2 separate regions of the Homo sapiens genome follow, and region 1 is linked to region 2. The links are chromatin contacts, found by Hi-C or POLR2A ChIA-PET in ENCODE. All regions are on one chromosome and are shown on one strand. The core of a region is the stretch at or near the end of the contact, and the rest is flanking DNA. Distances in the headings are between cores, read along the strand shown.

Region 1 (4,805 bases), core at 543-3,042, 51 kb after region 2:
CATTCAAATGAGTATTGTCCTCTCCTTTAACTGTCCTTTTGGGAGACTTCATTCTCAGGGCAAAAATACTGCTTTTACATTGAATACATCTACATGCCTCTCTAGGTTTTTATTTGACTACATAGTCTCTTTTGTGGCTAATAATCCTGCTTTGGGAGTAGATCTGATTTCTGAAAATCATTTTGTATCCAAAATAATGTAAGCCTGTAAAGGAAAAACCTGATTTTTCTGAGTTGGCTTTGAAATGATGGATTCTGAAATTAATTCTACATGAGGTCCAGAAATCACATGGGCAGAGATTTCCGGGCTCCCCATGGTACCTTCTGGGGAGCCAGAAGTTCAGCCAAGCTGGGTGATTACTCACCTTTGAGTCAGACACTCCTGGGATGGGATCCTCCCTTCACATGTGGGTCCTAAGCCAGTTCTTTTTACCTTCTGATCCTCAATTTTCTCACTTAAAAGCTGGGATAGTAATAGTATCTACCTCACGGGATTACTGTGAATATTAAATGAGGTGATACTTGGGAAAACACATAGGAAGGGCTTAGTAATTGCTTATTATTATTACTGATCCCTTACATTGCCATAATGTGGAGCCAGGTACATAGTAGGTAATCACTGAATCTTTGTCAACTAGTTGCAGGGTTGTTGCTAAGGATGTCAGGTTTTGACTTGAAAGTACACCTGTATTTAAAGAGTGGGGTCATCTGAGGTAACTCCAAGACTAGAAAAACATTTCTAATCCTCAATCCTGTAAAACACTTCAAAATGGCATTTGTTCACCTCTAAGATCTACCCTAGCTCTAATAGTCCATGAAATCATGATGCTGAATTACATAAAACAAGGGGATTAATGTGAACAATAAGAAAAAATGTTGACCAATAGCATGGATAATTGAAGAATAAATGGTCAGAACCAGGCAACTCTAGAGGAAAAGCTTAGAGGACAGTTTCGTGGAATTATCAACTGGAGAGACTCCTTTGAGGTTGTTTAGAATGACGACATCATTGTTTAACTTGAGCATGGGAACCATCACCAGGAGGAAACCTACCTGAAATTCTACACTCAGAAGAGTTGGCACTTGGGTAGCTGTGGGACACGGTGGAGAAAGAAACTACCCAAAGTTGGCCAAAGAGCTTGTCACTGTTCTACAATGATCTCAAATTGGTAAAGGAGGTTTTCACAGCTTTTCCAAAGGTTTGAAAAAGAAAATAGCTACTGGTGGCTGTGAAAACACTGCATTGGCTGCAAAAATCAGTGTGATCTGGTATCAGAAGCAAGGTGTTAAATATTATCCAAAAAATGCAGACACAATATACTCTTCATGGAAAGCCTTGGACTAACAAAAGAGAAAAATGGAGATGAGACTATTATATGATAATCACTGCCTAACAACTGGCTTCAATAAGGAGGCTCCCCATGCTGTTGTAACCACAGAATACAGAGCATGAAGAAATGGACTTAAGTTACAGCCAAAGAGATGGAGGATGAGACCTAAGGAAAAAGACTTTCTTACCCTTCTTGAAGATAAAGCATAAGAATGAAGATCCCTAGAGATGGATGGGAGTCGCTGTGGAATCTGGCAGTTTGGGCGTTGACCTGTCCGATAGCAAACCCAGAGCAATGGCCCCAGGGAGTCTGGGAGCCTCCAAGAAAGCAGAGACTTCACCCAAGAGTCTCATTCGAACAACCTGACTGAATCTCAGCCTGCAACAGATGGAGCAAAAGTTCCATCTTAGGATGCTGGAGACTAAATGGGTTAGAAGTAGAGGGGGAAGTGCACGAACTCGGCTCCAGGAGGAAGAGAGCAAATGGCCCATGGAAGTTTTCCTATCTCTGGCTCCTTGGAACCATGGAGTCAACACGATAAAATTAGCAGAGCTAAGTAGGCAGATTTGTGGGGTTGGAGGCATAATTGGTCCTGTTTTTCTCTAGTCTTGACCTAACTGAAGTTCACTGGGTATGTAATGGAAAAAAAACAACCAGCTTGATATAAAAATACAGGAAATGCCTGCAATCACTGCTGATTACAGTAGCAGCTTTCCTTCTGTTATTTTTGTGAAAGAGAAAAAAAAAGGGGGGGTTATTAGGGTGTTTTTTTTTCCCTTTCCTAAACTTTGGAAACAACTTGGGCTATTAGTTCTTTTTAGGGCATTCTTTACTCTAGCTAAATGATGTCACTTAATCTTTATAAATAAAGTGGGTGGGGGGAGACATTCAAATTCTTATCATAAATAAAATTCCTGAGTATAAAATACATACAAATGGTTCTAAATATGGTTTATTGGCCCTAAGGGCTTGTGTTTTCCGAATTCCCCTAATTTCTAATCTTTCTAGGCTGAACAGGATAAATTGAGTTTTTAGTGTAGTGCCTCATTTTGCAGTATGGTTTGCATTAGTGCTAGGAGAGGAACATTGTTTCCAGCAATTTATCTCCCAGAAACCATCTCTGCTTAGCAAGTGAAGAAATATTTGCAAAGAGACTCTTTCAACTAGTGATTGAGAAACACGCATTGTTCCGGCAGCAGAGAGACAGTACGTAGATTCTCACTAAAATGGAGCTTGTGAGGAACACTCCACCCAGTGTGTTAGTATCACTACTTATATCTTAATTTTGGCTTCAGGATTCTCAACTCCCGTTGCTAGAATTTAGATAGAACTGTTGAAGTCTGTAATGATAATGTGTCTTTTAAAATGTCACCTTGGAATTTGTTGGATTCTCCTGGCTTTTAGTTGGCGGGTACCCTGGGAGTTTGTAGCTGGGAGGCTCCTTGGGCACCTTTTGGAGATGCTATGCTTTGTCTGTTAAGCCCTGGGGCTCCTTTGTTCATAAGTTTTCAAAAGATGCTGTCATTCTGGGACTTAGAAAACTCTTCTCCCCAACATGAAGCTCAGATAAAAAATAGAATTTGGTTTTTAAGCAGTAGCATTGCTAAGAGGAAACGCACTGACCTCATGTTCAGACACTCATCAACCATAGTCTCTTCACCTCCCCAGTGAAAAGTGGTTCTTGATGTTCCTCTAGCATAATGGTTCTCAACCACTAGTGGTTATTTTACCTCCAGGGAAGATTTGGCAATGTCTAGAGACATTTTTGGTTGCTGAAACTTGGGGATGGGGGCCAGGAGAGTGCTGCTGGCATCTAGTGGGTAGAGGCCAAGGATACTGGTAAACATTCTGCAATGCACAGGACGGTCCTCACAACAAAGATTTATCCAGCCTAACATGTCAGTAGTGCCCAGGCTGGAAAACCCGCTCTAGATGCAAAGTTCTCTGCTCATGTGACTCTGAAGGTTTGGGGGTAGCTGTGAGCTAACAGGTCTCTTGTTTTGGCTAGTAAGATTTATACAGATTTTGCCATGGTGTTTAGGTAGAGTACAGCCATATTTGCAGGTTTTTCAGACCCTGGAGAAATCAGATGTAGATGATGTAGGCTTTTTTAACTCTTCTGAAGATAGGAGAAGGCATAAGGGGAGAGACTTCCATTTGTCATTTCACTTCCTTTCTCTACTCAACACGTTTTTGTAACTTCTCAGATTGTATTGACCTTTCTTTCAAAGGATGCCACCCATGTTTCAAAAACCAGAGGCTTGTCTTCTTTTCCTGTCAACGTTAAGTCAAGAAGTATATTTAATCTATCCATACTGTAAAAACTAGAATAGTCTGAATAGAATCCTGCCTTCTTACCGATGTATTAATATCAGTTTTCCACCACTCACAGCTGTTACGTTTGTTCACCATGAATCTGTGGCACTTGACCTACATGATCAGGAAGATGATTTTTAAAAACCTAACTCAGTCAAAGCTGTAAAATTTATTGTCTAAGAAAGCATAGGAGCCTTTTGGACTACTTGGATTCATTCCCAAAGTAAAACCCTTTCTTTTGAGATAAATTGTGTTTCAACCAAACCAAACTTTTTAAAATGTCACTTTACCATCACAGCTCCATCTAACCAGAGTATCTTCACCCACCCTTTCAGCAACTTTTATGGGGATGTTTATGCCAATAATGCTTTGGCATTCTTGGGGTTAATAAGCTTAAGAATGCACAGGCAGACAATTTTCATTTCCACCTTGGTGCACCCGTTGTAAAGTAGGCGTTGTATTGTTTATGGCCTCTTGGGGCCAGACTGCCTTGAATGTTTTATGGCATGAGATCAGTCCCCATGATCTGAGGTGGGCCCCACCCTGCACACTGAGAGATGTCCCCTGGTTCTGTTCTCTCTGACACCAAGGTGCCTGGCACAGTCATTGCCTGTCTTTGACATACAGGTACCTGCAACTCCCTGCCCAGTCTGTACAGCATCACACAGTGGACTCTGAGATATTATAGAGGGGCCCATAGGGAATTTACAGGACCCGGCATGGTGCTGGGCTTGTAAAAGATGGCTAAAAGATATTGACCAATTGGTGGATGGGAATTCTGGGTTGATGGTCAGGCTCACCAAATTCAATGCAAAGATCATAAACGCTAGGCTTTCAGCACGTGTCAGTGAGCACATTTGAACTGACAACAGACAGGTGTGCCAGCCCTAAATGCATACCTGCAGGGCCTCGTACACCTAAACATGTACTAAACTGATGCTCATGAATGCTGTGGACAGGAGTCAAGATCTGATCATGGAGAAAAGACAGCACTGTTCTTTCTTGCCAGTCAGCTCACTCAGCTGGATTTACAGGGAACTTAAAAGGAGTAAATCAGGCCAAGGGAAATCATTTACATTCACCAGTATTCTTCTCTTTTTTTCACCCTTTTTCCCTCCTTCCCTCCTTTTTTCCCATTGAGATATAATAGGCCTACAGT
Region 2 (5,371 bases), core at 2,308-4,807:
GAAGTTCATATGAATTTGTTAATGATTCACTTCTCAGTAATTGGCAATCCCAAATTAATCAGATTTCCTTGCACTAATGGTTTCTTTAATAAATGATATTAGATGGTAATAGAAAGGACAGTCTTGGCAATAACTGCTTAAATCATAGCATGAGGGATTTAGATTTTCATCAGCAGCTTGCACCAGAAGCAGAGTCTGACTGAATATTATCTCCTTTGTAGATTAGATAGAAGAAGAATTAGGGAGATACAAAGAAGCATTTTCTAAGCATAGTTAGACTCTGATTTTGGTGACAGTACGAACTAGGGAAGTTGGAAAATGCCTCATTGGCCTAAAACTGGTAACATATAATAAACTAGGACTGGAGGCAAAATTACAGAAGTTTTTTTGGTAATTCTCTTGGGCTCTTTCTGGGGGATTCTTAGTCTTATAGAATTTTGCTACTTGATGCTCATCCATGGCCTGTGGAATGTATCGTCCTTTCATGTGGGTGTGGGGAGAAAAGGACTGGGGCAGTGGGAAAGGGGAGGCCCCATTGTTGCCAACACCAAGCCCAAGCTTTCTGTAGATGTGGCTCCCCATTTTCAACTAGAAGAAGAGAAATTTTTCATGTTCTAGCTTGAGAAGCCATGCTCTTAAGTTATTTGACCCTGTACATCCTCGACCCTTCAAAATATTTAAATTATTCCACACTTCAGCGCTGGCATCACAGATTATACGATAATAATTTACCAAGCTTCTTTTCTGCAAACAGGTAAAGGAGGAGGAGACATGGGTGGTAATGTAATTTCTGGATAGTTTAAACCTAAAAGCCTGCTATTAAGAGAAAAGGGGAAAATGACTGTTCAAGACCTGTATCTTGAAAGAATGCTGTTTATCTAGTATTCAGGGGCCAGGGAGTGTGTCTGTGGGTAAACTAAGCAATTCCTCCAAGAATTCTGACGGGAAACAGTTTTGGGGTTTGTCATAGTTTCTAATATTCTCTTAAAATAATCTGTTTCCCAACAAGTAAAAGCAGACGTCATTTCACGTAAAGAATTTCTCTGACTCCACCAGTAGCCCTTCCATCTTCTCATTTGTCCGGTTAAGCTTGAGTCAGAAAAAGAACACAACAATTTTGGTAAAAAATTTGTTGTTCTTCTCATCTGAATAGCCAAAAGTTATTGGTGTGTAAGGACCACAGTTCAGATAAGAGCTACTGTAACTAAATTTAGAGAAATTACTTTTCAGATCGACTTTCCTGTTCTAAAATTACATACTTCTGGTTGGTCTTTGCTTTATCTTCCTAATCAAGATCTGAGGTCACTGGAGGTCAGAAACATATGGCAAAAAGGAATTTAAATATTTTCCAATTAAAAAATTATCCTAAAATATCTTTATTATATTTCCAAGCCATAAATGATCACAGGTGCTTTGAGCCATGGTACTGATCCCAGGAAAGTGTTTGCAAACGTTTAAAAAATAGAATGGATCAGTTGATTCATGCTTTAGCTGATGGCACGGTCTCTTGGGAAGCTAACCCACTCTTGCCTCTTGCCCATGGGGCCAGGGGAACACTGCTGTTTAATTTGTCTTAAATACCTCTTCTGAGACTGTATTGGTCCCCGACCACCCATTTGCAAAGATCCAGCATCCGTCAAGACTATTTAACAGACGTTCCAAAAAGCTGGATGCTGACAGTCCAACTGTCATTTTAACCTTGGCATCTCCCATGACAGAGTGTGGAGCAGCAGGCTGTGACCTAGAGGAAAGACACAGAAGTGGTGAGGGGTTGCAGGGGCTGTAGCGTGGTGAGATGGCCCTGTACAATATCAGGTGAAGGGGAAGCATTTATAAACTTCCTTTGTTTTGATGTATCTGTTTTTCCCCCTATTTCTGCCTATACACCTACTTGAGCACTGGCTTGGCTAAAGTTACCCCCAAGAAAATGTTGAAGTAATGAGTCACCTACCTCACTTCATTTTTTTGAGACCTCACTTTCTTTCCTTCCTTTCTTTCCCTCCGAATTTATGAATGAAAATAGATAGGTAGAGGTTGAATTGGCTAAGGCTGTCTGTTGCTTTTTGATTTTCCCATCTCCAGGGGAAGAGGGCAGGGAACGATCCACTCCAATTAGGAATCCTAGACTTATATTCATTTAACAACTTTATATTATCCAGAACATTTTGTACAAATACATTGTAGAAATAAGTTATTTCTAGTGCTTGGGGCATAGTCTGTGAACTGATTTGTCTGTATATCTCGTAAATTTTCCATTTAGATGATCAGAGCAGGACAGAAGTTTCTCGCTGTGCTCTTAGGCTACAGGCAACTGTTGTCACTGGCTGACCCTTGGTTATAAGTACGTGGGAACTATGTCCTGGGCTTCACAGACAGGAGGAGAAGAGTTAGTTCTGTGGTGAGCTGTGTCTTTGGGGTGGTGGGAAGTCAACCCCAAAGAATGATTCTTATCATTGCTTCTTTTTTAACTAAGTTGGCAGAGTTTTATCTTCTCCATAGATACGTGGTAAAGGAAACTCATTTGAACCATTTGAACTGGTGGTTAATCTGAGTAATATGGAATATGTTCAAAGTGATGACATTGTATTACTTCTGTGCATGGACAGGAACTAGAACGGCTAATAAAATTGTTGTCAGGTAGAAGTTCTGAAGAGCCTGACATGATAAAAAGATAAGGATCATTTTAACCAGCACATTTGCTAAATAGGTAGTTGTTACTGCTGTGCCAAAAATTTCTTTCTATTCTTAAATTATTTAAAACATTATCTACCTTTGCATTGGCTATTAATTGGCCAAGCAATGCATTCCTTTCTACAGATAAATGTTCAGCCTGGTCCTATACAAGATATCACCATATCCTATTTGAACAAGTGCCAAATGAATGACGTGCATTATATATACTGAGTCTTCATCCATCAAAATAATTTTATTTAAACAGTTTGGATTAATAGGAAAAGAATGGTACTTAAAGTAGTGGTTCAGAGTCACAATAAACAGCCTGAGGTGACATCTGAGAGGCAGTTTTGGCGCTACCTGGAAGGCAGAGGTGACAGGAGTACCTGTTAGCCGAAGGCAGTGAGTTTTATGCTGTGGCCTGGCCTTTGCTCCCTGCAGTCTTTCTCGTCTCTTCCACATGTTTGGTGCGTATTCAGGTTTGGGCCCAGCCTACGTGGTGCAAAATGAAACACCATGTGTAATTTCAAGGGTGGACACATCTTAGAGTTCTGAGCAAAAGAAGAATGAGCACTTTATGTGTTGCAGGAACGCTGCTTGCATCTAGTAGATGCTCACAATGTATCTGCTGAACATTGAATGGCATTCATGAAATTAACGCATAAAACTTCCCGTTAGTTTAAAGCAGAGCCTGGGGGTCTACAGTGGAGGGCTTGCCCATCCTTATCAAGCTAGACAACTTGGTAATAACTACTTAGCTAACTCTCCTAACGCTACAGACCAAGAATATAACGCAAGGTAGGGGTACAGTAAAAGTCATGTGAATCTGGAATGCCGGTATTCCAGGCATTTGTTGTGGGTTTCCTGGCATTAGATTGTTCATGGGTCAGTATTGCAAGAGAATGCACATTTTTTACATCATACTCTCGTTGAAGGCAGGGTTTCCTTACTGGCTTACTGATTATATCACTCGCGAAGGGATTAGTCAGAAGGCAATGGAAACATCTTTCGTTTTCATTGTTCAGAGAGAGACTGGGGGTTTGTCTGCACTTTTACATTATCAGTGGGTAGAATCTCCCTTTGAGATTCTTAACAGAGGGTCATGAATTAGTATAAACCTTAGCTGGTCTGTATCCAGGATGAAAAAAATAATCTATTTTGGTGAGCCACTTGAGTCATAGGCTATCTAACTTACGAGCATGCCTACTCTGTTAGGTCCAGTAAAGGATTCAGAAAGAGACTTCAGGAGCTGCCCTGGGAAACAAGACAATAAAACAGTGTTGAATTAGGTTTTCTAGAGTAATGGTGCTCACCCACCTTGGTAGTTCAGACAATCATAGCAGAGCAGAACCAAAATGATATTAAATATATTAATTGATATATCTAATTAATCAGTCATTATTTATTGGTGTACCATTAGGTGCAAGGTATAATTCCTACTCATGAGGACTGAGAAAGACCAGTTGAAGAAGGGTAGAAAAATAATACCAACTTTAAAAAACTCTCTCTGATGTAACAATATAAGGCAATGGTAGAAGGTTGTCACATACAGAATAAGATCAATCATCAGATGTGTAGTTTAAGGATTGCCGTGAATTCAGAAGCAGAAGAATTCTCCAAGGGCTGTCTTCATTTGCAAAGGCATCACCAATGAGCAGGAGGATAGGAAATGCCTGGCATGTAGACGGGAGAGACTTGGAGCAGTTGCCCAAATGCCTCAGAAGTAACCAAGAGCAAGAAGTGGTTGTGATATTAAAAGAGATCAGCTCAAGTAGGGACTTGTGAGATACCAGATTGAAATTTAGATTACCACCAGACGACAGGAGCTGTGGTCCTTGTGACTCCAAGGGTGATCCCTAGACTAGCAGCATTGCATTACCTGGGAGCCTCTTAGAAATGCAGGATTTCCGGTCCCAACTTAGACCTGCAGAATCAGAATATTTGGGTGTGGAGTCCAGGAATTATGCTATAAAAACTGTCCAGTTGATTCTTCTGCATGCTCAAGTGTGGAAAGCACTGCTGCTTAGAACTGGGGCTTGGTTCCAAATGACAATGGAGATGCTTTGAAGAATCATTGAAGATGCTTTGAAGAGGAGAAGTGGCATGTCTTCTAGTGAGCAGACAGACCAGGGCATTTCAGAGACTTTCTTTTACGTGGTAGCCTCTGCTGTATTCTCACTTACCTGTTGCTCACCACCTGGAAAGTGAAATATCTCCAAATTGCCAGTCACTAACTATTGAAGTTGAAATTACATGACTGTTCTCTGAAGTGGTTTCTGAAGGCTGTCAGTAGGCCTTTTCTGGATTCTGATATGGTATGCGTCTAAAATATGTTTCTGTAAGTAAGGATTTTTTAAAGTATATACTTTGCAAAAAAAAATACTCCAATCAACAATAAGAACAACTATAGGGTACTTAGAGTTTAGAACATAAAAGTCATTCATATGTTTTCTAACCATTTAAAAAATCAGTTTCCTGTATTTTGATTCCATTCATTTATCTAGCACTTATCAGGAAATTCAGGTTTCCATGTTACACAGTTTATATGGGCCCTTATAAATCAGTATACCACTTTGATGGAAAAAATTTCCAAACTAAATCATTGCATAATCATTCATAGCAATAGCATCACTGTTATAATAAAATTAGCACAAATTTTAAAGTCTTGGTAAAAAGATTTTTGAATCTTATTTTAGTT

What was found. A loop is a pair of places that touch in the nucleus more often than their neighbours do. ChIA-PET counts read pairs that join two places held with the same protein, here RNA polymerase II (POLR2A). Pooled maps may share reads with other maps.
Region 1: a loop to region 2 is called in a map of endothelial cell of umbilical vein, with 7 times the contacts of the local background. The contact joins two enhancer-like sites. A Hi-C loop is called at or near these places in 8 of 168 maps with a recorded cell type or tissue (PC-9, endothelial cell of umbilical vein, heart left ventricle and 2 more) and 11 of 50 pooled maps. POLR2A ChIA-PET finds 5 or more read pairs at or near these places in 4 of 52 experiments (K562, MCF 10A, T-cell and 1 more).

Annotation. Positions count from the first base shown.
Region 1 is chr2:46,117,212-46,122,016 of GRCh38, forward strand. The region is part of intron 11 of PRKCE (protein kinase C epsilon); the gene reads left to right. Among named protein-coding and RNA genes, the nearest start is that of EPAS1, 180 kb to the right of the region's middle. RefSeq lists an enhancer at 1-926. Within about 2 kb of position 1,793, at least 3 of the 41 ENCODE cell types and tissues checked have a DNase peak (open chromatin) inside an H3K27ac peak, as active enhancers do; they include endothelial cell of umbilical vein, where a contact is called at or near this core.
Region 2 is chr2:46,064,379-46,069,749 of GRCh38, forward strand. All of the region lies in intron 10 of PRKCE (protein kinase C epsilon), which reads left to right. Among named protein-coding and RNA genes, the nearest start is that of EPAS1, 230 kb to the right of the region's middle. RefSeq lists an enhancer at 2,936-4,135. Within about 2 kb of position 3,558, at least 3 of the 41 ENCODE cell types and tissues checked have a DNase peak (open chromatin) inside an H3K27ac peak, as active enhancers do; they include endothelial cell of umbilical vein, where a contact is called at or near this core.